2 separate regions of the Homo sapiens genome follow, and region 1 is linked to region 2. A link is an interaction called in ENCODE POLR2A ChIA-PET data of the cell type or tissue named here. Cell type or tissue: HepG2. All regions are shown on one strand. Region 1 overlaps MED15 (mediator complex subunit 15). Region 2 holds the start of MIR4761 (microRNA 4761).

The links. Peaks named below come from ENCODE experiments on the same cell type or tissue, not always from the same donor. Only the 100,000 strongest peaks of a DNase experiment are listed, where the experiment ranks them.
Region 1: POLR2A ChIA-PET joins it to region 2 with 8 read pairs; 1 of 35 experiments calls an interaction of 5 or more read pairs at or near these places.

What each region holds. Positions count from the first base shown.
Region 1 is chr22:20,550,904-20,555,903 of GRCh38, reverse strand. It overlaps MED15 (mediator complex subunit 15), which reads right to left. Exons shown (of 18, transcript NM_001003891.3): 3 at 4,417-4,468; 4 at 2,730-2,759; 5 at 756-968. Among named protein-coding and RNA genes, the nearest start is that of MED15, 46 kb to the right of the region's middle. RefSeq lists enhancers at 1,592-1,761, 4,509-4,598. In HepG2, a CTCF peak has its summit at 3,670; DNase peaks (open chromatin) are centred at 2,703, 3,083 and 3,643.
Region 2 is chr22:19,960,078-19,965,077 of GRCh38, reverse strand. COMT (catechol-O-methyltransferase) reads right to left here. Exons shown (of 6, transcript NM_000754.4): 2 at 3,789-3,879; 3 at 2,263-2,551; 4 at 1,319-1,512; 5 at 779-910. The coding sequence starts at 2,551. It overlaps MIR4761 (microRNA 4761), which reads right to left and starts at 1,325; the gene lies at 1,244-1,325. RefSeq lists enhancers at 837-1,552, 1,553-2,268, 2,269-2,984. In HepG2, a CTCF peak has its summit at 2,638 (motif pointing left); DNase peaks (open chromatin) are centred at 1,887 and 2,587; H3K4me3 peaks cover 1,445 bases.

The sequences.
Region 1 (5,000 bases), 590 kb before region 2:
AAAAAATACAAAATATTAGCCGGGCGCGGTGCTGTGAGCCTATAGTCCCAGCTACTTTGGAGGCTGTGGTGTGAGGATCACCTGAGCCCAGGATGTCCAGGCTGCAGTGAGCCGTGATTGTGCCACTGCACTCCAATGTGGCCCACAGAGCGAGACCCCGTCTCAAAAGACAGGTCCTGGAAAGAAGAGGGAGGTTCTTTGCCTCCCCTTTAGAGCAGCTTTGGTTCACCTATAACACCTGATCACAGCCCAGTTTCCCACCACAGCAGCCGTGTGGAGAGGACACAGAGTCTCCTTCACAGAAAGGAAGCCAGAAGATAATATGGCTGCAAGCCACACCCATGGTGACCAAGGGGCAAGGGCAGCACTAGAAGAGATGGTGCCCAGAGCTCGGGCAGACAGTGGAGTTGTGGTTGCTGGCACTCAGCCCTGCCTTGTAGCTGAGAACCCTCTGAAACACACTGTATCTATTTCAGCCACAAAACACAAACCTTTGGATGGAGTCTCAGGCCATCCCCACCCTCCTGCCCAGGGCTAGGAGGAGGAGGAGGGCCCAGCATCACTTAACCCTTCTGGGAGCTCAACGAAAATTGGAAGCCTTTTCTCTCCACATACAACAAAGATTTAAAAAACAAAAAAACCAGAGCGATTTGGAGCTTCTCCATGCTTTTCTTGATACCATCATAAGCACAGGAATAAAATGTGTTGTCGTTTGCAAGGAAAGCGGCAAATCCTCCAAGAAGTGTGGTACTCACTCTGTGGAGTTGCCGTAGACACGACAGCCATGCTGTGAGGGGCCATCCCCGAGGTCCCAGGAGGCGGCTGCCCTGAGAGAGACATTGGCTGTCCCATGGCACCAAGGCTACCCATCCCGCCCAGAGACTGTCCCGGGCCCCGAGGAGGCATGCCAATTCCAGCGGCTCCCGCAGCAGGTCCGCCAGTCAGGCTCTGGAGTGCATTCATAGGATCTGTGGGAACACAAGGGCAGAGCTTCTCAGGAAAGGGCCTACCAGACTGACCATGGCTCAAAGGGCGTAAGGCTCACAGAGCACAGATCTCGCCTACCTACAGGCTCAATCCCCTCACAGCCCCAAGCAGTAAGAGACTAGGCTCCTGGAGACTCCCAAATATGAATGGCTAGGACGCCAGGTGTGTTGGTCACTGCATGACCCATACCTCTAGCCTGGCCTGGACCAGAGTCCTAATGTTAAGGGACAAATGACCTCTCTGATGCCTGCAGATACACTAAAGATGGGCTGAGGCCTTGAGGGCAGGTGGCAACCCCTGCCTCTCCTGGCTGTCCAGCCCTCCTGCTGGGTGAGCGTACAAAGCACGATGGGCCCTTCTGAGCAAGCGGTAACACAGTGGCCAGGGGACGCTCTCCCAGGGAGGGCACAAGTCCACAGGCACACACAGCTCCACTCGTGCTGTTGCAGAGTCCAACTCAGCCTGGGCCCCTGTGTGCAGGGCCACCATGCCAGAACAGCTTAGGGGTGCAGAGGAGGGCTCCACAGAGCACTGAGGAGAAATGTCCCAAGCCCACCAGGTCAGCAGCTCAGTGAGCAATGCCACAACCAAGGACAAGGATGCCATTGTCACAACAGTGTGGACTTCACAGCAAACAGCTACCCACAGACAGGTATGTCCTGGCAGGACCGCCATGCCACACAACTGGGTGGTACCCAGGACCCCATGCTCCAATGCCAAGGGGCCCAGATGTTCTGGCCACATGCCCTTGCTGCCGCTCAGCCCCAGTTGGCCAAGAATCCCTGTCCTGGCTGAGAGGTGAGACCCACATGGGCAGAGACAGCTGGCATGTACAGCTCTACTGTCTAGGGCAGGGCAGACAGTGGCGTGCAGCCTGTGAGGTCAGTGCACTCCCTTCCCAATGGCAGAATGCAGTTGGCCAGCCTGGATCTGTTAAACCCCTTCCCTTGCAGCTTAGTCAGCAGAGACCAAGGCTGAATTGACAGAATTCCCCTCATGTGATAAACGCTGAAATTTAAAAATATGGATTTCTAAACTTTTTTTTTGAGATGGAGTCTCACTCAGTCATCCAGGTTGGAGTGCAGTGGCACGATCTCAACTCACTGCAACCTCAGCCTCCCAGGTTCAAGCGATTCTCATGCCTCAGCCTCCTGAGTAGTTGGGACTACAACGCATGCCACCACACCCGGCTATTTTTGTATTTTTAGTAGAGATGGGGTTTTACCATGTTGGCCAGGCTGGTCTTGAACTCCTGACCTCAACTGATCTGCCTGCCTCAGCCTCCCACAGTGTTGGGATTACAGGCATGAGCCACAGCACCCAGCCAGATTTCTAAATTTACAAAGAAACTTTGTAACTTAAAAAAGTGAATTCACAGCATTTTCTCAGAAATGCTACTACATATTATTACACTGAAAACAGCATAATAATTCTCTACCAGAGAGCTCAACACTTTTGGATAATGTCTTAATAGCTTTGTGAGTGTTTATCTTTTTGCTGGGCAAAGGCAGCATTTGTGTGAAACGGGATGGGGAGGATCATGCGACTTCACAGTCTGCAGGAAGACGAAGGCTGGAGAGGTCAGGGCACAGCTGGTCAGCCTCCTCCCTCCAGAGTTCTCTCCGCAAGCATTCTCCTCTAGTGACAGGTTAACCCAGGCACATGAGGCATGCACTATGTCATTCTTGCCACCTCAAATCCAAAGTTGGGAGAAACTTTAACTCAAAAGGGAAAACTCTTACCACTGACGGAAGCTTGAGATTTCTTGTTATCTATATGAAAACACAAACAAAAAAACGAAAGTAAACATAGTTTTATATAACCACATATTTCCATGGGTAGGTCAGTTCTGTAGGCATTTGCCCAAGCCTTAATCCCCACGGAGCTCCTAGTACTCCCCACTACTGGGGGAAGTGTTTCTACTCTTGGCAGCGCTGACCCCACAAGAGACCTGGGGGCAGAGGGTGCAGAGTAGCTCCAGGGTCAACCTGGGGCCTTAGGGAGCTGCCCCCAAGGCTGAAGCACTCTGGGGTTGGGGACCCTGGGCCTACTCTGGCTTTCCTTTTTCCCAGGTCCAGAGTCTCAGCTCAGCCCTGAGCAAACAAATAATAGAACACTACAGGAACCCACGGCGGGGCTGGAGTGGTGCCAAGACTTGACACTGCCTCCCTTTGCAGCCCACTCTGGTGAGGCAGTGTCTCTGTTACCTAGATGAGGAAACTGAGGCTGTCCACGGCCAGCTGGAAGCCAGTCCAGCTGACCCCAGTGCCCAGCGGAGAACTTCTGTAGCAGTCATGGGGCCCTGAGCCTCCTGCTCGGCTGCTTCCCATGACCTCATGAGCCCCACAGGACTGTGTGCACCAGCCAGGCCACTGTCCCTGAAAGCAGAACATGCGGAGTCTGCCAGCGCATCTGGGCCAGATCATCTGGGCTGCTCCTTCTCCTCTTACACATCCCAGTGACTTTCCAACACCACAGAGAGTGAGATCAGTGAAGTTCACTTTGCTGGCCATTCTGGTGAAAAGTTAGTGTGGAAAGAAGCAAAACCTACCAGGCTCTGGAGTGCTCAATGTCTCCCTTTGACCCAGCAACACACTGAAGGTACAGCTGCCTGTCCCTAACCCACAGGGGAATAGAAATAGGACTCGCCAGGCACATGCTCCAACGACAGGCCTGTGTCAAGAGAAGCCTGCCTCTGGTGGTTATGCAGCGGCAGTGGGCAGGAGCCATTGTTGGCTGAAAACACAGAGCAGCTGCTGGCCCCAGTTTCCTTCGCAGGCTGTGGCCATCCAGGAACACTTGGTGTCCACATACTTCCACGTAACACACACAAGCACGAAGACCCTGGCCCTAGGATGCAATGACAACTCATTTCTGTAGAGCTGGGGCCACTGCCTGGCTGACAGAACCACACTGGGCCCTCTGAATCAGAGGAGGCACAACGTGAGGTTAACACGGGGGCCCTCAGCACAGCAGGGAGCCAGGGTGCAGACTCAGGAGGTCCTCCTCAGAAGCTTCTAGTCTGGAGGGAAAATATGCCTAAGTGTCTCTGGCCTCCATGGGTCAATAAAATCAACTTTTAGGGAAGAGAGTTTCTGTTCCAGGGTAAACAGAACTTCCCAGAAGTAAAAACAACAGCCCTATGAAAAGGGAGATTAAGTGAGCAAGTGAAGCAGCAACCCGTTTAGACCACTTTGAGGACAGCATTTCCATGATGCTAGAATCAGCATTTTTGAGGCCAAGGCTCTGGGAGGATGGAGGGATCTGGAGTCAAATGCAAGGCAGTGAAGAACTTCCCAGAAGCAAGTGAGGTGACACAGACCTTCTGACTCAGGCACCACGGCCTGCCCAGAAAGCTCTGCCGAGGCAGCGTCAGGGCTGGCCTCTCACAGAGATCTCAACAACCCAGAAATGCAAAATCTTACTTACGAATGTCTCGAAAATGGATAATGAGCCTGGCCACGAGAGAAAGGTATTCGTCCTAAAAGTAAAAACAGGAAGCAGTTTAATACCAGATGAAGAAGCGCAGTCATCGGACTCCCCCTTCCCGCCCCCTCGCCTGCTGGCACCGAGCTGAAGCCCATCCTGCAAGGCAGATTCAGACGCTTGCTCGGCCTCCTCTGGAATCCGCCTCTCGGAAGAGAGCCGTCAGTGCTCAGCTAGGCTGGCCAATAACAGGCACAAAGAAACAAGAAGGGGACAGAGAGCCTCCAACGGCCACTCCTCTCCCCTGATGGAAAGGCACTCAGCTGAGAGAGCTGGGAGCCATCTTGAGTGCCCTCTCTTCATCACAAAGGGGACAGGCAGGTTGGGGGTGATGAGGCGCTGGCCTGAGGGCACAAGGCCTGTCAGAGGCAGCCGTGGGTGGGCCGCTGTGTCTTTGCACTATCTGTAAAGAAGGGCTTTCATTTCTCAGCCCAGCCTGTTGCTGCCTTTTCACTGATGACGCAGTATCTGCTGAAAATCTGGGCGGCCCTCCCCTGGCTGCGCTTTCCGGGAGAATCTGTGTTCAT
Region 2 (5,000 bases):
TAGCCAGGCATGGGGGCTGTGCCCCTCGTGCTCCTAGTCCGGCTGCTAACAGCAGTGTCCAGTTTCTGGGAGAGCTGCAGGTGAGCGAGCACCAGGTGGGGAGGCCGTGAGGGTGGGTGTCCCAAGCCCAGTGGAGGATCACAGAGCCACTCAGTGTCGCTGACCACCAGGGAGGGATGGGGCAGTGTGTCACTGATGTGAGGCTCCTTAAGCATCAGTCTGTGAAGGGCCACCAGTGCCCCACGCCCCCCAGGGAAGCGAGGACAGCCCCACCCGCTGTCTAGCCTCACTCGGGGCACTCAGGGTCCTCGCCAGTGGGGCTGGGTTGGGGGAATGCACAAGATGGGGCCTCAGGAGGAAGATCTGCAGGAGACACATGCTTTCTTTGCACGAGCAGTGGCTTGCTTGGGGGAGAGCAGGCTGGGCCCAGAGCGGCCCTTCCCCACCCCATCTCCTTGGTCCTGTGCCGTTTCTGCCCTGGTGTCTGGTCTGGGGTGTGCACCCCACTTCTGCCACCCATTTTGCACCTGCACAGGCAGCTGGCTCCCCAGTTCCCAACAGGCCACCCAGCCAGGCCCCTGGCCCAGCTCCCCACCCATCTCCACCCACCACAGGGCCTCCTCAGTCCCCCACACTCCCAGACCTCAGGTGGTGCCTCCAGAGCGAGCTGTGTCCACACAGGGCTCTACTGGAATGCCTGGCTCTTTGGAGAGGCTGAGGCTGACTGAATGGGCTCTGGGCAGCAGCTGGCACGGATGCCATCCTGGTTGGGGCTCACCTCCAAGAGAAGCGTGTCCGGCAGGTACCGGTCCTTCCAGTGGTCGAGGAAGACCATGTCCAGTGTGTCCACATCATACTTCTTCTTCAGCTGGGGGATGATGTCCTGGGACGCTCCAACCACAAGGGTGACCTGGAACAGCGCCTGTCAGTGCCCACGTCCTCACAGACAGGAGGCCATCCCTACACACCTATACAACAGCGCCTGTCAGTGCCCACGCCCACACAGACAGGAGGCCATCTTTACACACCCATACAAGCATTCATCAGTTTTCTTTAGGGTTCTGGGATGACAAGGCCCCACTCTGTCCCTGCCCCTCCTGGTGCCACCTTGGCAGTTTACCCAGAGCTGTGAGACCCTCACTGAGCTGCTGGGGGGGTCTTTCCTCAGCCCCAGGCTGGGAAGCACTGAGGGGCCTGGTGATAGTGGGTTTTCAGTGAACGTGGTGTGAACACCTGGTGGGGAGGACAAAGTGCGCATGCCCTCCCTGCCCACAGCCGGCCCTTTTTCCAGGTCTGACAACGGGTCAGGCATGCACACCTTGTCCTTCACGCCAGCGAAATCCACCATCCGCTGGGTGATGGCGGCACAGTCGGGGTTGATCTCGATGGTGATGAGCCTCGCCCCTGGTGACAGCAGGCGGGCCATGCGCACAGCTGAGTAGCCACAGTAGGCCCCCAGCTCCAGCAGCACGGAGGGCTGGTGCTCCTGAATCACGGCGTCCACGATCTTGCCTGTGCAGGGTTGGGGACGGAGGAGAGGTGAGCACAGGTGGAGAGAGGGGAACTTGGATCCCCAGGCACGGCCCCCCACCTCTCCCAAAGAGCAGGAGCCCCTCCCAAATGCCTGGCCGCTGGCCCTCCTCTGCCCACCCTCCCTACCCGCTGGAGGGGTATTTCACCTCCCTGGTGTCCCCAGCCCCCAGGACCTGGTCCCCACTGTGAGCGCGCTTGGAGCTCCCATGGTCCCTTAGCCTCTATGCTCACGCTGGTCCCTATCTTTTCCACCCTTCCTGGCTGGCCCCAGTGTGTCCTAACACAGAGCTGCCCTCTCTGAATCACCGAACCGCCCACCTTGGGGCCCTGGGGCGGCACTAGTTCCCTGAGTCACTCCGTGAGCCCGGTAACACATCCTGTGCCCCAGGCTGAAGTTCAAGCGGGAGGCGGGCCCAGGAGAACCTGTCTGACTGGTCCCCAGGCAGGTCCCATGGTGGCCAGAACAGAGTTCAAGGGGAACTGCACCACCGTCAGACCCTGTGAGTGTGGGGGCCTGTTGTCCTGGGGCAGCAGGCAGCAGGGCCTGCAGGGGTCATCAGGGACCCTGGCACCCTGGGACTCCAGAGGAGCCCCCCAGCCCTATCTGGGCATATCCCAGGGTTCCCAGCCCCCTGGAAATGGGGTGATAACAGCTTCTCCTGTAAGGGCTTTGATGCCTGGTCCTGGGTCCCTGTCCCAGAGCTGAGCACCTGCTGGCCCGGACCCCACCTTTCTTGTCGCCCACGTTCATGGCCCACTCCTTCTGCTCGCAGTAGGTGTCAATGGCCTCCAGCACGCTCTGTGCGTTCCCGGGCTCCGCATGCTGCAGCACGTGGTTCAGGATGCGCTGCTCCTTGGTGTCACCCATGAGCAGGTTGTGGATGGGCTGCAGGATGAACTCGTTCCAGCCGATAAGGCACAGGCCCCAGCCCCAGTGCCTCAGAAGCAGCAGCAGCACCACCAGCAGCACCAGGCCCAGCAACACAGCTGCCAACAGCAGAGGCGGGGCCTCCGGCATCTGCAGGGCGGGAGGGGAGGGGCGCCAGTGCTCTGTGCTCCTCCTGCAGCACCCACACGCCCCTTTGCTTGGAGTGCCACCATCGCCCCCTTGTGTTTGCAGAGGGGCAAGGTTCAGAAATGCCAGCCTTGTGCCTCAGTTGCCTGACGTGTCAGCGCCAGGGAGCCAGCCTTCTCGTGCCCTCTGGTGCCCTCGGGTAGACAGAGCAGGTGTGTGCCTCTGGCAGTCCTGTGTGGAGCCTGCAGGGTCACACTCCCTGGCCCTGGGTGCTTCCCCAGGCAGCCCAGGGATCCTCTAAAACCACACAAAATACAGAAGCAGACACGGACTCAGGCTGTTGTCTCCCAGCTGGCTTAGAGGACACCCAGGGGTAGGGAAGCCCCATGGCCCGGAGTTGGGGGTAGTCACGGGTGGCCAAAGGAGAGGCTGTATGGTGCAGCCCCTTGGCCTCATGTGGTGAGCCCGTGCTGGTCACCCATGCTCTGGACGCCCCAGGGATTCATGTGGCCTTTTCATTGAGTGTCCAAGTAAGGACACTGGCAGTCCCCAGGCCAGGCACACCAGGACAGACCCACTCACCACTCCCCTTGGGAACAGCAACGTGGCATGTCCCAGATGAGAAAGGCCAGCCCTGCCGCCCACAACAGTGTACCTCGTGGGGCACAGTGATGGCAAGTGACCCCACTTGAAACCTGTTTGAAATCCTCCTGGTGTGACCCTCCAGGCAGGTAGCCTGGGAACCAGACAGAAGCCTGGTGAGGGGACCCAGCAGGCAGAGAGCAGAGCACAGGAGGCCTGAGGCAGAAGCCCAGGGGTTCAGGTCACAGACCCTAAAACGGGAAGGACACAAGGAAACTTCTTCTAGGGCCCCTGTGCTCACTCAGAGGTCTTTCTGGGATGGGGCCCTGGGCTCCCAGTGGCATAGGAGATCCCACTCTCTGCTGGACGCTCCATTTTAGAAAGGCACACCCAGGCAAGGAGGCAGGCCTAGGGCCACAGAGGGGACACCCCTGGAGGCCAGCCTCAGGGCACCAGAGGACAGAGCAGAAGAGAACAGGGAAGCAGAGGCTCCGCCCTAGGGGGAGGTCATGCGGACACCAGGCTTCTAGGGGATTTCAGGCCATGTGGCCTATTTACACAGGCAGAGTGGACATGTGCTCAGCAGACCTGTGCCCATGCACCGGGCCGGAATCTGTACCCACCCTGGCACTGCCCCGGCTTCCGTTGGCCAACTCACCTTCAAAGCACCTCTGAGCAGGCTCCAGCCCTCTGGCTGCGGGAGGGGTCTGGGGTCTCCTCTGAGCTCGGCAGCAAAGCAGATGTTATTTCTGTGGAAATCAATTTTGCCTTTGGATAATCATCAACATAAACCCTAACCTGGCGATGACCAAGGTCCAGATACCTGAGCCCCTTCCCCGGATAGGGCCAGCCTGGCCTGAGCCTTCCCTAGCAGGGCGAGGGCAGTGCTTCGCCTTTCCGGCCTCAGAAGAGACAGCAGAAGGCCTCAGAGAGGCCAAGGGACATCCCTACTAGTGTCCCCCAGCCAGGGACCCCAGGGGCAGTCTCCTGGTCCCTGTCCACACTGCCCTGTGGGCTATGTGTGTGTGCACCTGCACCTTGTGAACCACAAGAGGAGGGAACCACTCTGCTCAAGTTGTATTTCCCCTGAAGAGTCCTTAGTACCTTGGAAATGATGTGTAAGACCAAGGGCTAGTTTACCAAGAACATACACAAACCAGTAAGAAAAAGATGATGAGACAGATAGGTCACAGTGGCCAACATGCAGCTCACAGGAAAAGGCCAAAGGCCAGAGCCCCGAGCAGGTGATGGAACCCGGTGCAGGGCTCAGTGACAGTGGGGGTGCCCCTGTCCACAGCTGCAGGAGTGGGAATCGTGCTGCCTTCTGCTGCTACCCTTGGGAAGGGTCCCAGGCCTGCAGGGAAACCCGTGGCCCACTGTGTTTCCCAGCGGGGCAGGACGTGCCATGACCCACAGGGCTCGTGGGGAAAAAACAAGAGATGGTGCTTCCCTAAGGACAGTGTCCTTATTCTGGCAGGAAGATGACAGGGGGAACCATGGTGGAGAGGGACCATGCAGACCTGAAGCAGCCAGAACTTTCCACCTTGCTCCTTTCTTCATGGTGGGGATTTCCTATGACACAGCCTGTTGCTTTGTTTACTATTATTTATCTGCTATGGTTTATCTATAATGACTACTAGTATTTGTGTGGTCAGATAATGGGCCATTTTGTTTACTCTCCATATTTAAAAAACAGTGTTAGAAATATATACCCCAAATTAAAAGGGCTATTCTGAAACAGCAAATTACTTGGTAGACCTTGGAGTCCCAAATTATAAATCCAAATCTGCGTTAATACTTGAATTGTGTAAGAATTTGGCTTTTGAATCTCTAATCTCTAGGTCTGTCTGTTCATAAATCTGCAGGCAGT